2 separate regions of the Homo sapiens genome follow, and region 2 is linked to region 1. Evidence: chromatin contacts called from ENCODE Hi-C or POLR2A ChIA-PET data. All regions are on one chromosome and are shown on one strand. The core of a region is the stretch at or near the end of the contact, and the rest is flanking DNA. Distances in the headings are between cores, read along the strand shown. Region 1 overlaps ATP8B2 (ATPase phospholipid transporting 8B2). Region 2 overlaps IL6R (interleukin 6 receptor).

The links. Hi-C counts contacts between places; a loop is a spot of excess contacts on that map. ChIA-PET counts read pairs that join two places held with the same protein, here RNA polymerase II (POLR2A). Pooled maps may share reads with other maps.
Region 2: a loop to region 1 is called in a pooled map, with 5 times the contacts of the local background. The contact joins two enhancer-like sites. A Hi-C loop is called at or near these places in 2 of 168 maps with a recorded cell type or tissue (HCT116 and PC-9) and 10 of 50 pooled maps. POLR2A ChIA-PET finds 5 or more read pairs at or near these places in 14 of 52 experiments (A673, CD4-positive, alpha-beta T cell, CD4-positive, alpha-beta memory T cell and 10 more).

Annotation. Positions count from the first base shown.
Region 1 is chr1:154,350,519-154,355,032 of GRCh38, reverse strand. ATP8B2 (ATPase phospholipid transporting 8B2) reads right to left here. Exons shown (of 28, transcript NM_001370597.1): 28 at 3,729-4,514. Among named protein-coding and RNA genes, the nearest start is that of ATP8B2, 27 kb to the right of the region's middle. Within about 2 kb of position 1,777, at least 26 of the 41 ENCODE cell types and tissues checked have a DNase peak (open chromatin) inside an H3K27ac peak, as active enhancers do.
Region 2 is chr1:154,418,316-154,422,829 of GRCh38, reverse strand. All of the region lies in intron 1 of IL6R (interleukin 6 receptor), which reads right to left. Among named protein-coding and RNA genes, the nearest start is that of IL6R-AS1, 14 kb to the right of the region's middle. RefSeq lists an enhancer at 4,104-4,514. Within about 2 kb of position 1,794, at least 8 of the 41 ENCODE cell types and tissues checked have a DNase peak (open chromatin) inside an H3K27ac peak, as active enhancers do.

The DNA.
Region 1 (4,514 bases), core at 528-3,027:
GTGAAGCCATTTTAGTCAGGCTGGTCTCGAACTCCTGACCTCAGATGATCCACCCGCCTTGGCCTCCCAAAGTGCTGGGATTACAGGCGTGAGCCACTGCGCCCAGCCCAGTGTGTGTTTTAATAGACTAGTATTGGGAAAGACTTCCCTCTCTCAGCCCGGCAAGATAAGTCTACACCCTCCCCAGGCGGGTGTCCAGCAGGGCAGCTCCCAGCAACTCACTGAGAACTGGAAAGTTTCCAGGAAGGGTTGGGAGGGTCAGACAGGTCATGTTTCTCACTGGGGTCAGGACACAGTCCTTCAAGATAGGACACTGGAGCAGAGATAAGCAGGAGAACTCAGCTCCTTCCTTCAGCCGCAGAGCCCAGTGTTTAGTACATCTCCATCAATGGCTTGCTTCCTCTGAAGTAGAGACTGCAGTGGGTAGTCCTGGTGCTTTATCAGTGAGTCCCTCCCTCATGCTCTGCAGGGTGGCTACAGTGGGAGGCTGCAGCTGCCTACCTAATCTGAGCACTCTGGTCTCTCCAGTTTCTCTTTTGGGGCCAAGGAAAGTGACATTGAACCTTTGTGGCAGAATTTCTTTGTGTTTTGAGTCCCAACCTAGATGGCCCCGCTTTGGGGACAGAAATATGGCTGTCGTGACCCTGCCTGGGTCACAATCACTGGGAAACAGTGGCTCAGGACATTGCAGCTTAATCATTTCATGCTCCACATCAAAGAAGATGAAATATATGATTTACAGTGTGGTGGCCCCAGAGCAGAGGTTGTAGGGTTTTCTCCAGGACATGTGTGTCTGGCTTTGGTGACTGGTGAGATCGCGTGCTGCTCACTGAAATAGAGGATGCGGGAGGAGCAACAGGTGTTGGGAAAAACAATGTTCAGTGTGGGGTATGTTGAATAACAGGTGGTGGTGGGTCGTCCTAGTGGAGAGGTCCAATGGATAATTGAATACAAGGGTCTGGAGCGTGGAGTGGAAGGAAGAAGTCCAATCTAGAGGTGAACAATGGTGACTCTCCATTTAATTGTTAAATCTTACTTGTTTAAACAAATCTTATTTAAACCATGGGTTTGCATGGGGACCTTCAAGGACCCTGCACAGAAGAGAAAAGCTTAGAGCCAAGTATGGAGTCCTGGGGCATGGTGGGAAGAAGAACAGAGGAAGGAGCTCCAAGGAAGGAGACAGAAGGATCAACCAGAGAGGCAGCAGTTAAACCAAGAGAAAGTGGAACAAAGTCAGCAGAGGGCAGAGTTTCAAGGAGAAGGCAGCCAACACAGTCAAATGACTAAGAGATTGCAAGTCAGATCAGACCTGGAAATGCCTTCTGGACTTGGCCAACATGAAGGTCAAAGGTGATTTTAGTGAAAGCATTTCAGGGACTGGTGAAGGAGATGCCAGATTACAGGCAGTGGAAGAGATAACAGAGAGGCTAATGGGAGGGACACAGACCACAACAGAGTTGATAGGGGTTAGGGGTCAGGTGAGGGGGAAGAAAACTGAGCAGGCTAATTTGGGGAAGGAAAGAATCAACGGAGAGGGAAATGAAGGCAGGGTCAAGAGAAGGTCCTGGTGAAGGACAATGGAAGGTGCAGTGGTGGGAGGAGGGGAGGGGCGGGGCCACAGGGAGCGGGACAGGAGAGTCCAGCCTCCCCAGGCAGGGGAAAGGAAAGGGGAAGGCCGGCGTGCCTGTGCGCAGTGAGATTTGTAGTTGAGAGGAAAGCCGCAGAAGTTATTTGCTCCGTGAAGTAGGAGGCAGCACCATCTGCTGAGGGCAGGGTGGGAGGCGGTGGCAGGAGTTGAGGGAGGGGCAGGAGAATGAGGTTCCCAGCGTCTCCTCGCCGTGCAGAGGCGCCTGCGGAGGGAGCCCGGGCAGCTGCCGCTCCTCTTGCTCCGTGGTTGTGTGCTGCCCTTCAGCATTCCACAGCTCACCCTGGGAGACGCTGGGCTGACCCAAGGCTGGAATGTTCCGGGGCAAAGCGACGAGTACCAGACCACGGGCTCCGGGCTGGATTGGGAAGCAAGTAAGGGTTCACATATGGAAGCAAGCGACCAGGAGGAAAGGGAGGGGCCGTAGTTTTCGCTGGGAGCACAGATGGAAGCGGGAAGAACTGAAGAATATGGATGGCCAAATGCTGAATGAATTGTGAGAGTTCAGAGGTGGAGCTCCTCCCGACGGCAGTGGGCGCCCATGGGTGTGTGCTGCTTTAGTGGAGTGGAGAGGAACGCCCTTGGAGATAAGCAGGCTCAGTGGAACAAAGCTGCGGTATCGGACAGACTTCACCTCCACGCACTCAGAAAAGGCACTAGGACGATGGGGACCTAGGGGCTGGAAGCCACTCCCACAGGAGCCCAGGTGCTCAGTCAGCGCAGGGAAGGAAGACCAGGGATGCCTGCGGCAGAGGGGAGAAAACGGGGAGCCCGAGTGCCCGGAGCCTCCGTGGAGGCGTGTGTCTATATCGCGACGGAGAAAACGCGTCCCCAAGAGGCAATGAAAGTTAAAATGACATTGGCCCTGCCCCTCAGACACACATAATAGGATCCTGGGTGCAGGAGAGCCAGGGTCAGCGAGAGGAGCCAAGGAAGACATTCCCAGTGGCTGAACAGACCCCCAACGGGAGGCCAGCGCAGTGCTGAAGACCTGTCTTGTGGGAGGGGTGGACTTGGGGCCTCACCAGCCTCAAGGGATTAAGGCTTCTTTCTGTGTTTCGGGGGTGGGGGCACTGAAGCCAGATGCCACTTGCTGCCCAAAGCTCAGGGTTCCAGACAGACCCCAAAGAAAGGCTTGTGTGGACTGGACAGCCTCTCCCTGGGTGGAGGTGGGTGTCAGGTGGTGTTCCTGGCGGTCTGTGGCGGGATTCCCGCCAGGGGCCGTTTCTCCTGAAGAGGGAAACAGATCTTATCTTCACATCTTCCCCCCATACACCCTCCGCTCCCCCACCCTTTTTTTTTTTTTTTTTAATACAGGCGGGGTCTCCCCATGTTGCCCAGGCTGGTCTTGAACTCCTGGGCTGGGCTCAAGTGATCCTCCTGCCTCAGCCTCGCAAAATGCTGGGATTACAGGCATTGAGCCACCACACCCAGTCTACGTTTTTGAGAAGGATTGTTCCATAACTGAAGACTGGCTGGGTCAGGGGGAAATTAGCCTGCGGGTGGGGCTGGATCATGCTGATATTGGCCATCGGCGGAGGAAGCTATACTTCTTTCTCCTCAGGCCAGCACTAACCCTGGCCCTGACTCCTAGGACCCCATCCTCATCCGCCCTCCCTTCCCTGGAGGAAAGCTCCCTTTAATATAAGACTTTAGCTTCCTTGATACTCACTTGAGAAGCCAGGAAGATGTGAGGCATGCGGAAAAGCGCAGAGTTAAAAAACAAAACCTTACAATATTTACCAGGTACTTTCCCTACACACACATCCATCTGGCGTGTGTTAGGGATGACAGGTTGGCCTGCGTTTGGAGAAAGGTAAACAGCTCAAGGTCCTAGGCACCCAGCCAAAGTCCATACGATATGCCGCTCAGTACCACCCACTGCCCCGTCTTCATCTTCAGCTGAAACTCAGATCCCGGGAGGTCTGCAAATGGATGAGGTGCTATCCCACACCAGTCAGATTCCAATTTGTCCAAGATATCCCAGATCTACCCACTCAATTACATTTAAGAGACAGTTTCTGTCTTTACTTTCACCACCAGTCTTGGTTAAACATCAGAAAAGAGACAAATTACACACTTCTCAGAAATTGAAATTTTATAAAAAGGCATTTTTCTCTTATATCCATAAAATGATATAATTTTTGCAAGTATAGAAATGTGTCATAAATTATAATGTTCCTTAATTACAGCTCAATGCAACTTGGTACTTTCTTCCCTCCCTAAAAAACGAGAGAGAACCAAAAAATAATATATATATATATAACTGTATATATATATTTATATAATATAGACAAACAAAATATGAAAAAAAATCATTTCCTCTTTGGTATAAAAATCAGACTCTCACCTTGAGAGACACACAGACAGACATGATACTGGGTTTGTAAACTGTGTGGCCAAAAGGGATTTCCCTGCCAAGACTTCCCCTCTCCCATTCCCTGCCCACCCGCCCCCACCTCACTGCAGCCCATCCAGTTCCTTTGGGGCTCCCATATGGAACATTTAAAATCCCCCTACCCACTCCCAGCTCCAAACCATTCCTGAAGAATCCCCCGACCCACTATCAAAGAAGAGGAAAGGATTCTTCTCAAGGCTGATTAGGTAGCGACTAACTTGGGAAATGCCTTATTTAGGGAATAGCTTCATAGGTGTGGATGAAGTAAAGGACAGGCTGTGGCCAAACTCTGACAGTGTCCCATCCAGACCAAGCCAGGCACTGGCCTGGGCCTGGTTTTGCCCTTATCCTCCTCTACTACCCGGCACAAGGATTCCACCACCTCTTGCCAGAGGCTGGGCCTGAGGGGCGGGGCTCCTTGCTTACTGAAGAAGGGAGCAGAGAGGCCAATTCCCGTTCCAGCCTCATCTC
Region 2 (4,514 bases), core at 545-3,044, 68 kb before region 1:
GGTCCTGGGAGATATGCCCAGTCATTCTCATGCTCCCACCCCGGCCTGACACAGGCCTTGCATAGTAGGCCCTAGGAGACGGGGCACGCGGGGGCGAAGGCGTGGCTGGTGCACACACTGAAATTTAGCAAAGAGCACACAATCAACGGAGCATTTGTCCGTGAGCAATTGCTCAGCATTCAGAGCCAGGATTGCAAGCCTATGCCTGTCCCTTCTTCAAGAATTCAATAATTTTTGTGCACCCATGATGTGCAAGTTCAGAAGTTCCTAATCCAGGAAAAAAAAAACTCCATATTGAAGCTACTGAGCATCTACAATGCACTGGCACTCCTTCCTATCATTTCCATATCGTAATCTTCTTTAAACCCCACAAAGCCCTAGAACTTAAAACTATCTGTAATACAGGCCAACCTGATATAAATGTCTCCAACATACTGAGGGAACTAAGAAGAGGGATCAATTATTCTAAAGGGGGAAGAGAGATTTTATTGGGGCCTTGATAAATGAGTGGGGGTTTGATAAGTGGAGCCACAGGGAGTTACATTCCATAAAGAGAGAACAGTATATGCAAGGCATTAAGAACTGAGTCACCAGGCGCCGTGGCTCACGCCTGTAATCCCAGCACTGTGGGAGGCCGAGGCGGGCAGATCACCTGAGGTCGGGAGTTTGAGAGCAGCCTGACCAACATGGAGAAACCCCATACTAAAAATACAAAATTAGCCGGGCGTGGTGGCACACACCTGTAATCCCAGCTACTCAGGAGGCTGAGGCAGGAGAATCACTTGAACCCAGGAGGCAGAGATTGCAGTGAACTGAGATTGCACCATTGCACTCCAGCCTGGGCCACAAAAGTGAAACTCTATCTCCAAAATAATAATAATAATAATTAAAAAAAAAAGAATTGAGAGTCACCAGGCATCGTGGCTTACGCCTGTCATCCCAGCACATTGGGAGGCTGAGATGGGAGGATCGTTTGTGCCCAGGTGGCTGAGACCAGCCTGGGCAACACGGCAAAACTCCATCTCTACCAAAAAACTCTAAAATTAGCTGGGCATGGTGACACATGTCTGCGGTCCCAGCTATCTGGGAGGCTGTGGCAGAAGGATCACTTGAGCCCAGGAGGTCAAGTCTGAAGTGAGCTGTGATTGTGCCACTGCACTCCAGCCTGGGACCCAGAGCAAGACTGTGTCTCAAAAAAACAAAAAACAGTGAGAGTTCTGGGGAGGGCTGGTGTCTGGAGTATCTGAAATGCAGTAAGGAGGGAAGGAAGACCTACAGGGGAACATGGAGGGTGTGAGCACCCTCAAAGAGATCAGGCCTGACTCCACAGGCAGGGGGACTTTTGGTTCCTCTGTGGCCCCTTCTGAAATGCTATGCCTTTGCAACCCAAGAGCCTGGGTTAGGTTGGAGGCCATCCTGTGCTGCCAGCTGGCCTGGGCAGTGGGGACCCATGTCCCTGCTCAGAAACCCAGGCGGTGGGATGGGGTTGGCAGGCATGAGCCAAGCCTGTCAAAAGTATGTGCAGGCTCAATGGCTTCCCCACCTCTCCCCACTGCCCCACCAACCTCCAGGACAGGAGCATTCCATTGCTTCTTGTTTCTGTTCTCTTCCAATCTCCCTGAGAAAAAACCGACTGTCCCCTGCCCCTCCTTGGCTCCTGTGCATCATGAAGCAGCGCAGAGGCAGGAGGGAGGAAGAGCACCCAAGGACTGCGCCAAGGCCAGGGTCACATACAGGGAGGGAGCAGCTTCAGCCCAGGCTAAGAAAGAATGGGATTCTGCAGAGAGGACAAGGAAGCACCTCACCTGGGACTAAGATCACAAAAGGAGGCAGTATTGCCTCCCGAAAACAAACCCCCAAGCTCCTCCTCAACAGTCAGTGTTGGTGTCTGGTCTGGTCTGGTCAGTTTAATCACTGACTATTAATTGTGTGGGGTTGGGCTGACACAAACGTACAGTCTGCCTTGATTTGTTCTTTAATATAAAGTACATCTCAGTAGGGTGCAGTGGCTCACGCCTGTAATCTCAGCACTTTGGGAGGCTGAGACGGGTGGATCACTTGAGGTCAGGAGTTCGAGACCAGCCTGGCCAACATGGTGAAACCCTGTCTCTATTAAAAATACAAAAATTAGCCAGGCTTGGTGGTGTGTGCCTGTAATCCCAGCTACTCAGGAGGCTGAGGCATGAGAATCGCTTGAATCCGGGAGGCAGAGGCTGCAGTGAGTCGAAGGCTGCAGTGAGCTGAGATTGCACCACTGCACTCCAGCCTGGGCGAGACTCCTTCTTGAAAATAAATAAATAAATAAATAAATAAATAAAATAAAATAAAGTACATCTCCACAAGCAGGAGGCCCCTTGGTGTAGAGGAAACAGCTCTGTGCTGTCAGGTGACCTGAGTTCTATTCCTGGTCTTGTGATGACTCACAGGCAGCCATGGGCACGTCACCGCCCCTGGCAGAGCCCACTGGCCTTCTCTGTGAAATGAGGATTCAGACTGTGACCTGTAGATCCCCCACAGGCCCCCACTCCTGCGGTCTAGCATCCCATGGCGCCCAATCATTAGCTCTCAGAGGGCAGGAAGCAAACAATACTCAGCTTGAAAACACATAATGAATCTATGGATTTATTATTTAATAGTTGATGGCTTTGGGAGAAGGATGATGACCAGATCATCCCAGTGCCCTCAGAAAAATGCTTCTTTCTCCCTGGAGAGCTCTAGGGGAGGGAAAATTCCCACAACCTCCCTTGCCTCCCATTCCTCAAGGGAAAGAGAGTTTAGGTCCTAGTAACTCCCAACAAGCAAGCCCATATCTCCCTGCCCCGGTGGCCTAGGATTCCCCCTCCCAGGGACACTGGGACCCCCACCATGGCCCAGACACCCTTTGGTCTGGGGACCCTGCAGCACAGCTCTGGGAAAGTGGGGTTCCTCCCCAGTTGGGACCTAAGTTTGGGTGCCAGGAATCCAAACAGCTTTGTTGTTTTTCTACTTTTTCCCCCTCTTCAAGTAAACTTGCAAATGTCAATAACCAGAGAAAAACACGCACACGGAGACACATATTTCTCAACTCTCTTGCAGCTTGCCGCAGCTCTTGCCAGCAAAAACAAGTTCAGCTTCCTGGCCCCGTTTATGTAAGCGGTGAACCAGCTGCCTGGCCTGCCACCGAGGACACAGGCTTGGCTCGTGCCTGCTAATCCCATCTCACCACCCCAGTTTCTGAGCAGAGACGCAGGTCCCCGCTGCCCAGGCCAGCTGGCAGCACAGGAGGCCCCCAGCCTAACCCAGCTTCTTGGGTTGCAAAGGCATAGGATTTCAGAAGGGGCTACAGAGGAAACAAAGGTCCCCTGTCAGCAATAATGGTCTTGATCTAAAAGTAGGTGGGTGCTGAGAAGCCTCCAGGAGAAGCCTGTGGACACCTTGTGTCCACATGGAAACAAGTATAGAATTTGGTCCCACGAGGGCTAGGACAAGTCCCAGTGCTCTTGGTCACCTGTTCTTGCATTCTCCATCTTTGGACTGAGACTGGCTCCTGGCTTTGATGTGATAATAACCATAACAATCATTAGCAACTGGGACACTTACCCTGCGCCCTGGGCTTTCCCTAAGAGCACACTACTCACAAAAAGTCTGCCAGGGAGGAAGTCTTGTCCCCATTTCATTGTTGAGGCAACAAGAGATCAGAGAAGTTAGGGAACTTGCCCAAATTCACACAGCTCATGCATGAGGGAATCCACGCTGGACCCAGATGAGCCTGGCCAAAGCCTCTCTCTACTTGGCCCAGGTACCTCTCCATGCTCCACCCCCAGCTCCCTTCTCTGGGCTCCCCACCACCCTCTCTCTCCCCCTCTCCCAATTTCCTCTCCTCTTCCCTGCTCTTCTCACATCTTTCCACCCTTCAGAGGCCCAGGGAAGGGAATGCTGAGGCTTGAGGGGTGTGCACAAGGGGGGGTCAGCGCCATCACTGCAGCTGCCAACCTAATGGGGCACTGGGGACTCTCAGGAGCCAGGAGTCGTGCCCTTGGCCTTTCTCTCCCTTCCCCCACAGCCGCAGCGTGTATAGGATGAGTTAGAGCCTAAAACTGCCTCCCCTTGGACTCCAAATCTCGCGTCCTCCCCAAGTCACCCCACCATCTGGGCCCATTCATTTCTCCTTAACATTTCAGAGGGCACCCTCGGCCACTGTCCAGGAAGAGGCAAGGCCGCAGGCTACGGCAAGTCAAGGCTCCCAGGCTCTAATGGGAGGCCCAGCAACCTTCTCTGACTCAGCTCCCAGCCCCACCTGTCCGCAACCCCCTCTTCTCAGATGACTAGCTTTGGCTGGCAGGCCCCTGCTCCCTCCTCCCCCACATATGTATTTGTACTTCTTGTACCTGCTTGTATTTGTCTGAGTCAGTATTTACCTTGGCCTTGCCTTCCTCCCATCCACACGATGGACTGTACACTGCTGGAGAGAGGGTCTGGGAGGGAGGCTCCTTTGGACCCATAAACAGGTAATGCTCAATGCTGACTCAGAGACC